Regions from separate parts of the Homo sapiens genome. Here region 2 is linked to region 1. A link is an interaction called in ENCODE POLR2A ChIA-PET data of the cell type or tissue named here. Cell type or tissue: PC-9. All regions are shown on one strand.

Region 1 (5,000 bases):
TTTATAACTTACCCTCAGAAGTCGTACATTATCTCTTCCACTGTATTCTATTAGCTATACAGGAATATCTTTGATTCAGTGCAGGAGGGGAACTACCAAGGGTGTGAATAGCAGGAGTTAAGAATCATTGAGGTCATCTTGGAGGCCAGCTACTATAGCACTCCTTAAAGGAACAAGTGGCAGTAGCAGGAGAATGGAGGAAAGAAGAGAACAGAGAAAGGAAGGACGGGAGAAGGAAATATTTTGATTCCCAAAAGCTGAGACTAGAGAGAAACAATGTACCCAGTTCTCTCCAGAGACTTCTCAGGTCTACCTTACACTAGCATACCTGAAACAAGTCCTGCTTCCTAGACAGGAACTCTAAATGAGTAGCTAAAAGACAGGAAGGCATGAGAAAGCTCCTTTGTGTCCCAGGAAGCAAAACTATCCTCCCTCCCTCCTTGCCCCCCCCACCTTTTCTAAAGCAATGATGGAACAGTTACCTGAGGATGAATCTGTGGCTTGTCGCACGTGGCCTCAAAGTCCAGCACTAAAAAGTAGTGATACCTCTGGGGAGGGAAGGACACCATTGCCGCCATGGATGCGCCAAAGCCGTGGGCCGCCAGCTTTCTGGTGGATATGGAGCAGAACTCCGGAACACCACAGGGAGAAAATAAGTGGGAGCCCAGCACTTTTCTTGCTCTTGAAAGTAAATACGAAGAAAATCGAGCTGCTCCAGTCTGTAAAGGTGCTAGCATTGAACATCCAGAAGCATCTAAAACTTAGGGGAGGAAAGTTTAAAAAAAAAAAAAAAAAAGAAAAGAAAGAAAAAAAAAAAAAGAACAGAGAGCCTGGGTTACTCCCTCCCACTGTGGCCCTGTTCCATCTAGTCTTCAGGAATATCCACGCAACATGGGCCACTCCCCAGTGTTTCTGGGCCCCTTTTCTAAATCATAGTATTCGTTACTAAAGTTCAAGACCCTAATAGCAGCACCTGCAGCATTATTACAGCTCTGAGTCTCCCAGATCATTCTCAAAACAACATGCAACACTGGCCTGCATCTTTAAATGGAGCTCTAAAGTTCAAAAGAGAGAAGAGAGAAAAATTGTGCAGTCACTTCTCAGGTGGCAACAGTTAACATTAAAGCTATGGGTCCAAAGTAACGTGAGGTGACCCTGTTGTACAATGAGTCCTGGAAGCTAAGTAGACTCAGACAAGCAGCAGAAAATGTCCAAGGTTCTTTTCTCAGCTCCACTAGGAGCCATTTGCCCCTGGCTTTCCAGTCTGTATCTTGATGTCTCCACATACCCTCCTCCCCTCTCCCAAGGTGAAGGCAAACAAAGCGAATCACAGGGGTTTGCTCTGACATTCTGGTGATCCCCCAACCCCCACACTAGTAAGTGGCACCCTGGGGGAATGAACAGTGCCTGGAGAGCACAGCTGGCTGCAGCCTTAGGCCTTCTCATTTGCTGCCTTAGACTCGGTCTCTACTCGAGGCCCTGAATGACTGCGGGACTTTTTAAATAGGGAAGAAAAAGAAAACCCAGATGTGGCAGTAATAGGAACATGGCTAAAAGTCTAGTAAAGTTTTCTGAGTGAACATGTGCAAAAAAAAAAAAAAAAAAATCAAATCACTTTTCCTTTAAGTTTTCCCCTTAAATTTGCAGAATGCCTGCTCCTCAGAGGCCTAACTAAATACAAAAATCAAAGCCTAAGTTTTACTCACGAATAACTCAAACTTCCTTAAAAAGAAAAAAGGAACAAAGCAGAAATGTTGTCTTTCTCCCTTTAATACTCAACATTCAAATTTCTCTCAACTTTAATCCTCAAATAAGAAATCTCACTGTACAATACAGTAATGGCCATAGTTTGTGCTTTCCGAAGCCTCATTCCAACACAACCAAAGGCTTGCCTCTGATGGCTGCAAGTGGGCACCTGGCTCCCTTCACATAGGGTAGAGGGATAGCACCCTGTGAAGTCCAGCGCGTACTCAAAGGCAATGAGGCCACTACCACCTGAACAGAAGCAGATAATGCCAAGTATGGCTGTCTTCCCATCTCTCTCCTGACTCACTGAATGAGCTACAGTAACTTGCCTATATATATAGTAGGATATACGCTAGTGTAGGTCCTCAATTTCCCTATCCCTATAATGAGATTTCAGGGGGATTCAGTGGAGCTAAGACCAAAAAATATTTTAAGTTCTTCATGGATCCTGCACAAGCACAGCACTTGTTTTCACCACTGCTTTATAGCCTCACCAAAAATACAGCCAAAACTCAGCCCAGGTAGACAAACGCTGGCTTGAGTTTCAATATGGAGTCTCCTGGAAGGGCAAGAGGGCCAATATCCCTTTGAAAGCCAGAATCTTCTCATCGCCTATTCCTGAATAGTACTGGAAGCCTTAATGAGATGGAAGACACCAGTCTGCTCAAATTACCCATTCTAGTTTGGATCCAAAGTCCCTCAAGGACTTAGACTCTTCTCTAACCCCATAAAAAAGTGTAAAGACTTCTGAAAGTCCTAATGTTCTACAGTGTGCACAGAATATGCGTAGTATATACAGTCAGTCAATCCTGTCTACCAAATACTATAAGCAATTAAGCATGATGAGTAAGGAGGGCTTCCAAGTTTGAATCCTAGCTTTACCACTTACTACCCATGGCACCTTGGGCATGCTGTGTTCTTCAATTCCTCATCTGTAAAATGACAATAACAATAGCACCTACTCCTTAAGTGAGAACAAAATGAGACAACACATGTAAAGCACTAAGACCAGTGCCTGGCATATAACAGCCTAATATATATTATCCTAATGTTATTACTACTATCCTATTGGGCTATGCCCACCTGGCCAAGCCTGGATCCCCAGATTCTGGGCCTACAAATCCAATTAATTCATAAGGCAGCCTCAGAGAGTAATATCGATGTCTTCTGCAACCCTAAAATGCTCCAGACCTCTGACAGAGCATACTATATATACCCTATTCTGATGGCCAGTGGTCCTCTTGCCTGCAGGCCTTGCTTTCTCACCTGATTTCATCTACATCAAAAAGCTTCTTTTGGCCAAGCACAGTGACTGCACCTGTAATCCCAGCACTGTGGGAGGCTGAGGCAGAAGTATTGCTTGAGCCCAGGAGTTCGAAACCAGCCTGGGAAACATAGTGAGACCCAATCTCTACAAAAAATAAATTAAAAATTAGCCAGGCGGGGTGCTGCATGCCTGTAGTCCCAGCTACTTGGTAGGCTGAAGTAGGAAGATCACTTGAGCCCAGGAGGTTGAGGCTACAGTGAGCTGTGATGGAGCCACTGCACTCCAGTCTGGGTGACAGAGCAAGACCATAATTCAAAAACAAAACAAAACAAAACAAAACAAAAAAACTTCTCTCGTAGGAAGTCTTGAGAGTAGACATTAGGAGGTCAGGCCTCCACATATCAGCAGTTACTGGATTCCACACTTCCCTTACTTCTAACAACCAAGCTCAGTTCAAGTCAAGAAACAGAGGGTAGCTCTTCCTCTTCCCTTCCTGAAAAACTCAATCCTAAAGCCATTAGGTGCAGCAGAAGAGGGCAGATATCTACAACGGGTGGAGTAGGGTGAGCCAGAGAGGTCTGGGGGACACTGTCAGAGCCCAGGCAGGGTGAGGAAGACATCCTTGCAGAAGTGGGAAGGTGTGGTGCAGCATGTCAGAGCCGAGGGGGATGTGGAGAGCATCCATGTCGGCTGGCAGTCTGATGTGGGGTGACACACGCAGGGTAAAAGAGGCACTCATGAAGGGTAAAGGGCAGTGGCAGTAATGAGGATTAGCTACCTACAGAGGAACTGATCAAAGAAGTGCATATATTAAGCATAATGGGACCCAGGTTTCTCACTGTTAAGAGAAAGGAGTTAAAATATGGAAAGGGAGAAAATCTGTGGTGTTGGATTGGAATTGGCAGGAAGAATGTGAACTCATGGTTTCTGATTAGATGTGTATCAGATAGATAGATGGATACACACACACACACAAATATACACACATATGCATATATATTTTCTAGCTCTATTTAAGGAAGAGCCAGGGAGCAGTAACAATGGCAATGAGCACACCTAGCACTCCATTGCCTTCTTGTTTTTTTTTTGAAGACAGGGTCTTGCTCTGTTGCCCAGGCTGCAGTGCAGCGGCACAATCATAGCTCACTGCAGCCTCGAACTCCCACGCTCAAGCAATCTTCCCACTTCAGCCTCCCAAGTAGCTTGGACCACAGGCATGTGCCACCACATCCAGCTAATATATATATATATATATATATATATATATATATATATATATATATTTTTTTTTTTTTTTTTTTTTTTTTTTTTTTGTAGAGATAAGAGTCTCACTACGTTGCCCAGGCTGGTCTTAAATTCCTAGGCTCAAATGTTCTTCCCACCTTGGCATCCCAAAGTGCTGGGATTACAGGCATGGGCCACAGCACCCAGCCCCAGTTGCCTTCTAAATACCATTCCCCACTAAAAGAAACAGAGGTCCTTAGAGAAATGGCTGATTCCAGGGATGCAGCAAGAGAAATACAAGATGAGCGCATAACATCTTGTATCAGAAAGCAAGGAAACACCCAAATAATGATGGGAACATACCAAAAGGATACAGAAGCCACCCACTGGCCAAGAAACAATGATAGTAATGGATTATAATGCACTGAATAGAAAACCATGAGTCCATAAAGATATAAATCAATAAAATTAAACTTTGATGTGAGATATTTACATAGTTTCAAAGTATCACCCCACAAAATACTTATTAATTACAACTAGTAGTAATTTTATGATGGAGAAGCCTGGCAGACATCACCTTAATCAAGTGATCAAAGTGAACATTATCAATAATGGGATAAATCAAAATCACACGACGAGAAGAACAAAGCATCATTTCTGTTATATTCCTGAAGCTACACAACCTAAATCTAATCATGAGAAAATGTCACACAAACCCTAATTGAGAGACAATCTAAACAATAACCAGCCTGTAATCTTCAAA
Region 2 (5,000 bases), 190 kb after region 1:
ATGGGTTACCACTGTGGGTCACCACCACATATGCAGTCACCCAAAGAGCAGAGATCTCAAGAAATTTTGTCTTTCACAAATGCAGATGTACAAAAAGGACATCTCGTCATTTACTGAGGAAGTTTCAACATTTTTACGTAGATGCGCAATGCTGATACACAAAATCAACATTGTGATAATGCACTTTCATGGAGTCAAATCTGCAAAAAAAAAAAAAAAAGCATAAAAAGAATTACAACTCTCTTAAAAGTCTCTACACAATTTATACCTCCAGTATTGGAAATGATGCAAAGATGAAATACGTAGCACAGCAAATTATAGCAAATAATGCTGACAATTTAAAATAGTGAAAGAACTGGTCACGCACAGTGGCTCACTCCTGTAATCCCAGCACTTTGGGAGTCTAGGTGGGCAGATCATGAGGTCAGGAGTTCAAGACCAGCCTGACCAACGTGGTAAAACCCTGTCTCTACTAAAAATACAAAATTAGCCAGGCATGGTGGTGCACTCCTGTAATCCCAGCTATTTGGGAAGCTGAGGCAGGAGAATCATTTGAACCCAGGAGGCAGAGGTTGCAGTGAGCCGAGATTGCGCCATTGCACTCCAGCCTGGGTGACAGGGTGAGACTCCGTCTTAAATAAATAATAAAATAAAATAAAATAATGAAAGAAAACTAACCTGTGATTGTGATCTTGGAGATTTTGGACATTAGAGATTTACGTTTAGGGATTTTGATCTTTTGGGATGTCAACATTTAGAATTATGGCATTCAGGATTGTGTCTTTCAGAATTATGATCCAAACCCTTTTAAAACACAGGTGTGACTGGGCTGCTCTTTGTAGATTCCTCCCTTGCTTCCTGTAATCCTCAAGGTAAATCCGGGGTCCTCCAGAAGTTTCACTAAGTGCTTCACAATCCAGCCCAAACTATTTCTTCTGTCCCATTTCTCATGCAGCTCATCTTCCCCTAAACTTTGTCTGCTTTTCCATGATTCCATGGCTTTGCAGGTCTTGTCCTTTCTACCTGTTGTCCTGTTATTTCCCTTTTCCATCTAGGAAGATTATTTATTCAAAACTCAGCTCCAGTATCATCTCCCTGGTGGACTCACTCCGTTCCAAGCATTTAGTTGCTCTCTCTGATGTGTGTCCAAAGCTCTTTGCCAGTTAACCCCATTAGACTGTAAGAGCACAGAGGCCAAAGTCTTTTCCTTATTTTTGCTTATTTTCTCAGCAGCTAGCACAATGCCTGGCAGGTAGTGGGTGTTTGAGGAATATCAGATCAGTTATTAAATTGAAGATTTCTGACTTTTCCCTTCCCCTGTGATGAGAGAGAACAGGAGAAAGACAGCCCCCAAAGCCATGACACTTTGGGGTCAGAAGAGCCCTTCAAGATGATCTGGTCTCTTCTTCCATGTTTGAATTCCCTCCATTAGGACCAATTATCATCCAATCACTGCTTGAATACCTCTTATGAGGGGGAGCTCATTATTCTTCAAAGCAGTACTCTGATTGTTAGAAAATACTTTCTTAAAATGAGCCTAAACTAGCTTTAACTTTCACCAACTGTTCTTGGTTTGGCTCATAGGGGACATACAAGAATCAGCTTCCTCTGCCTGTGTCACCCCTCTCTAAGCCTCCTCTTTCTGCCCCCCTTTTTTCTAAGGTGCTGAGTCTCACTCCCCCTTCTACTGTACTGCTTTATCCCTCTAAAGTCAGTGCAGATGACCTCTCTCTCAATTAATACTCTACTGCTGATGATTCATAATGATGTTTTACATATGTACGCTCTTTATGGTTTACAACGGGCCTTCACATACATTTATTATTATTTTGAGCTCACAAAGAATGGTGCCCAGACCTGCCCTGTCCAAGGTGGCCAAACCAGGACACAGCAGGGTGAGCCTGTCACCACTTTATGAATGCGGCTGGAAGTCACATTAGCTGCTGACTCATACTGACCTTATCAACTAAAACCCCTACCTTGTCTCATTGCTGAGTCATGTCTCTTTCATCCTGTCCTTATGCTGTTTTTTTAGATAGAAATTCAGACTCTTACATTTATTGTTATCCTTACTTCTACTATTTATTGAGTCCCCACTATATACCAGAGGTGGACACTTCAGACATATGTGTATTTTGGCATCTTTTATCACGTGGTTTATTCCTTATTAAAACTGTGGGTGAGCATTATGAGCTCATTTTGCAGGTGGGAAAGCTGAAGTTAAGAAAGGGAAGCAACTTTTGCAAAGTTGAATAGCTTATAAGAGGCCGAATTGTTTTATGACTTCAAAGCCTTGCTTTGTTCTGTTTTGTTTGAATTATAACAGTGTGCCTTTCAAAGGGGAAGGAGGAGCAGAACAGTAGGACTTGAGTGCTTGTTGTATGACTGATGCAGTGATAGGAGCATTGCCTTCATTATCTCCGTTAAGCCCCACAGCAATCTTATGAAAAACACCAGTCATCTATTTGCTATCCACCTGTGTCTCCTGCAAATGGGAACAGCTCAAAGCAGAAGGGTATACTGAGGCTTTCTGCTGAATGGTCCTGCCCCTGAAGACCTTCTTGTCACAGCAGGGGAGGAAGAGGGGAGCTCCAGCTCCCTAGGGGAAGTCGGTGCAGCTGCGTTGCTCTGTAGGATTGAGCCACTGAGTCCCTGGACCTGGTCAGTCCCTGCTTGCACCTTTAAAGACCAGACTAAAAGGAAGGAGGAAATAGATGGCAATAAAATGGTGGACTTCCAATGTCACAGACATGAGGGTTTGCCCCCTCTCTTTGGTCTTGGAAAGAACTGCCCAGCTTTGAGTCCTAAAGGGGAGAGTAAACGAAAGTCTGCTGAAGGCTCTAGGTCAGCATACTGGTGTGAGTTTAAAGCTTTAAGTCCAGGCTGGGCATGGTGGCTCACGCCTGTAATCCCAGCACTTTGGGAGACCAAAGTGGGAGGGTCACTTGAGCCCAGGAGTTTGAGATCAGCCTGGGCAACATAGTGAGACCTCATCTCTAAAAAATATCAGAAAAATGAGCTGAGCATAGTGGTGCATGCCTGTAGTCCTAGCTACTTGGGAGGCTGAGGCAGGAGGATTGCTTGAGCCTAGGAGGGCTGCAGTGAGCCCTGATGGCACCACTGAACTCCAGCCTGGGCAACAGAGTGAGACCCCGTCTCAGAAAAAATAAAAGAAAAAGAAATAAAGTTTTAGTCCAGGTTGGTTCTCCCAAACTATGGAATAGATAGAAACATGTATTAAGTACTTGCTTTCGGCCAGTACTTCATACTGAGTTGCAGGGACCACAAAGAATAAGACACCTGCCCTGAAGAGGTTCAAAAGCTATTGATTGACATGAGATAGAAGTACAGGGTGCTTCCAGCACATGAAGGGTCACCTAGATCAGACAAGGGATGGACTGTCAGAAAAGGCTTCTGCAGGAGATAGCACCTGACCCAAGTTAGGAGGAGTTGGCACTGGAAAAAAGTGGATAAGCATTCTAAGTAGAGGGATCAGAATGAGCAAAAGCAGAGAGGTAAAAGAAAGCATCCATTTTTAGGGGGAATTTGACCCAAGTCAGCATTGCAAGGACATAGAGGTAGGGCCTAGGAGATGAGCCCGAAGAAGGAGGTGGGTGCCACTTCATGGAAGATCAGCTGAAGAGTCTGAACTTGATTATTTTTATTGAGACAGACTCTTGCTCTGTTGCCCAGGCTAGAGTGCAGTGGCACAATCTCAACTTACTATACCTTGGCCTCCCGGGTCCAAGTGATTCTTGTGCCTTAGCCAACTGAGTAGCTGGGATTACAGGTATGTGCCACCATGCTTGGCTAATTTTGTTTACTTTTTGTGCATGGAGGTTGGGTTTCGCTATGTTGGCCAGGCTGGTCTCGAACTCCTGCGCTCAAGCAATCCTCCCGCCTCAGCCTCCCAAAGTGTTGGGATTACAGGTGTGAGCCATTGCACCTGGCCTGAGCTTGATTTTTTTTTTACATTTCTATTATTATTATTATTTTTAATTTTATTATTATTATACTTTAAGTTTTAGGGTACATGCGCACAGTGTGCAGGTTTGTTACATATGTATACATGTGCCATGTTGGTGTGCTGCACCCGTTAACTCGTCATTTAGCATTAGGTATATCTCCTAATGCTATCCCTCCCTTCTCCCTGAACTTGATTCTTTAGTCAATTCAAATTACGATTGCATCTAAATACCAAATATCACTTCTTCACTGCTGGACTTTGACAAAGCATTGGCATTTAATCTGGTTTGGAGATGTTAATGGCCTTTCAGCCCATTGTTCTTTCCTTAGATTTGGGGATTATCAAGTATCAGAATGAGGTGGTCATTCCTTTATCATCACTGCCATCATCATCATCATGGTTGCCATCATAATAGCCGAATTATGAAACCTAGAATTGTATATGGAAGAGAAAGGTGATCCTCCAGTTCGTTAACCTCAAGTCTGTGATACATCAAAGCACACCCATTAGAAAATAGTCAAATCATTACGTCTCTAGTCATTTGTTATCTGATACGGACAGACATTTAAAGATTGGAGAGAACTAAAACAACAAAGAACATACCTGGAACAGAAATTTACTAAATGTTTTTAAGCTCTTCAAGTGGAGATGCTATTTAGAGCGGGAAAGGGGGAGCTATTGAGTTGTCCAGACTCGTTGTGACCAGGGAGCAAGTTACTGCTAATCTCCGTAGGAGGAGTAAAGCTTTCTGGCTTCATCGGGGGTAGGGGCTGGGAACTGGGGGAACAACTTCATTACATTTCCTTCTGTGTGAGGAGGGGCTTCAGGAGGCAGCTTCTTCTTTTTTTTTTTTTTTTTTTTTTTGAGACAGAGTCTCACTCGGTCACCCAGGCTGGAGTGCAGTGGCACGATTTCAGCTCACCGCAACCTCTGCCTCCCTGGGTTCAGCGATTCTCCTGTCTCACCCTCCCAAGTGGCTGGGATTATAGGCACATGTCACCATGCCCAGCTGATTTTTGTATTTTTAGTAGAA

The links. Peaks named below come from ENCODE experiments on the same cell type or tissue, not always from the same donor. Only the 100,000 strongest peaks of a DNase experiment are listed, where the experiment ranks them.
Region 2: POLR2A ChIA-PET joins it to region 1 with 5 read pairs; 3 of 35 experiments call an interaction of 5 or more read pairs at or near these places.

What each region holds. Positions count from the first base shown.
Region 1 is chr1:44,338,563-44,343,562 of GRCh38, forward strand. It overlaps ERI3 (ERI1 exoribonuclease family member 3), which reads right to left. Exons shown (of 9, transcript NM_024066.3): 3 at 483-760. Among named protein-coding and RNA genes, the nearest start is that of ERI3, 14 kb to the right of the region's middle. RefSeq lists an enhancer at 1,099-1,600. In PC-9, no CTCF peak of the experiment used is centred here; no DNase peak of the experiment used is centred here.
Region 2 is chr1:44,530,328-44,535,327 of GRCh38, forward strand. All of the region lies in intron 2 of RNF220 (ring finger protein 220), which reads left to right. Among named protein-coding and RNA genes, the nearest start is that of MIR5584, 13 kb to the right of the region's middle. In PC-9, no CTCF peak of the experiment used is centred here; a DNase peak (open chromatin) is centred at 1,924; H3K27ac peaks cover 2,143 bases.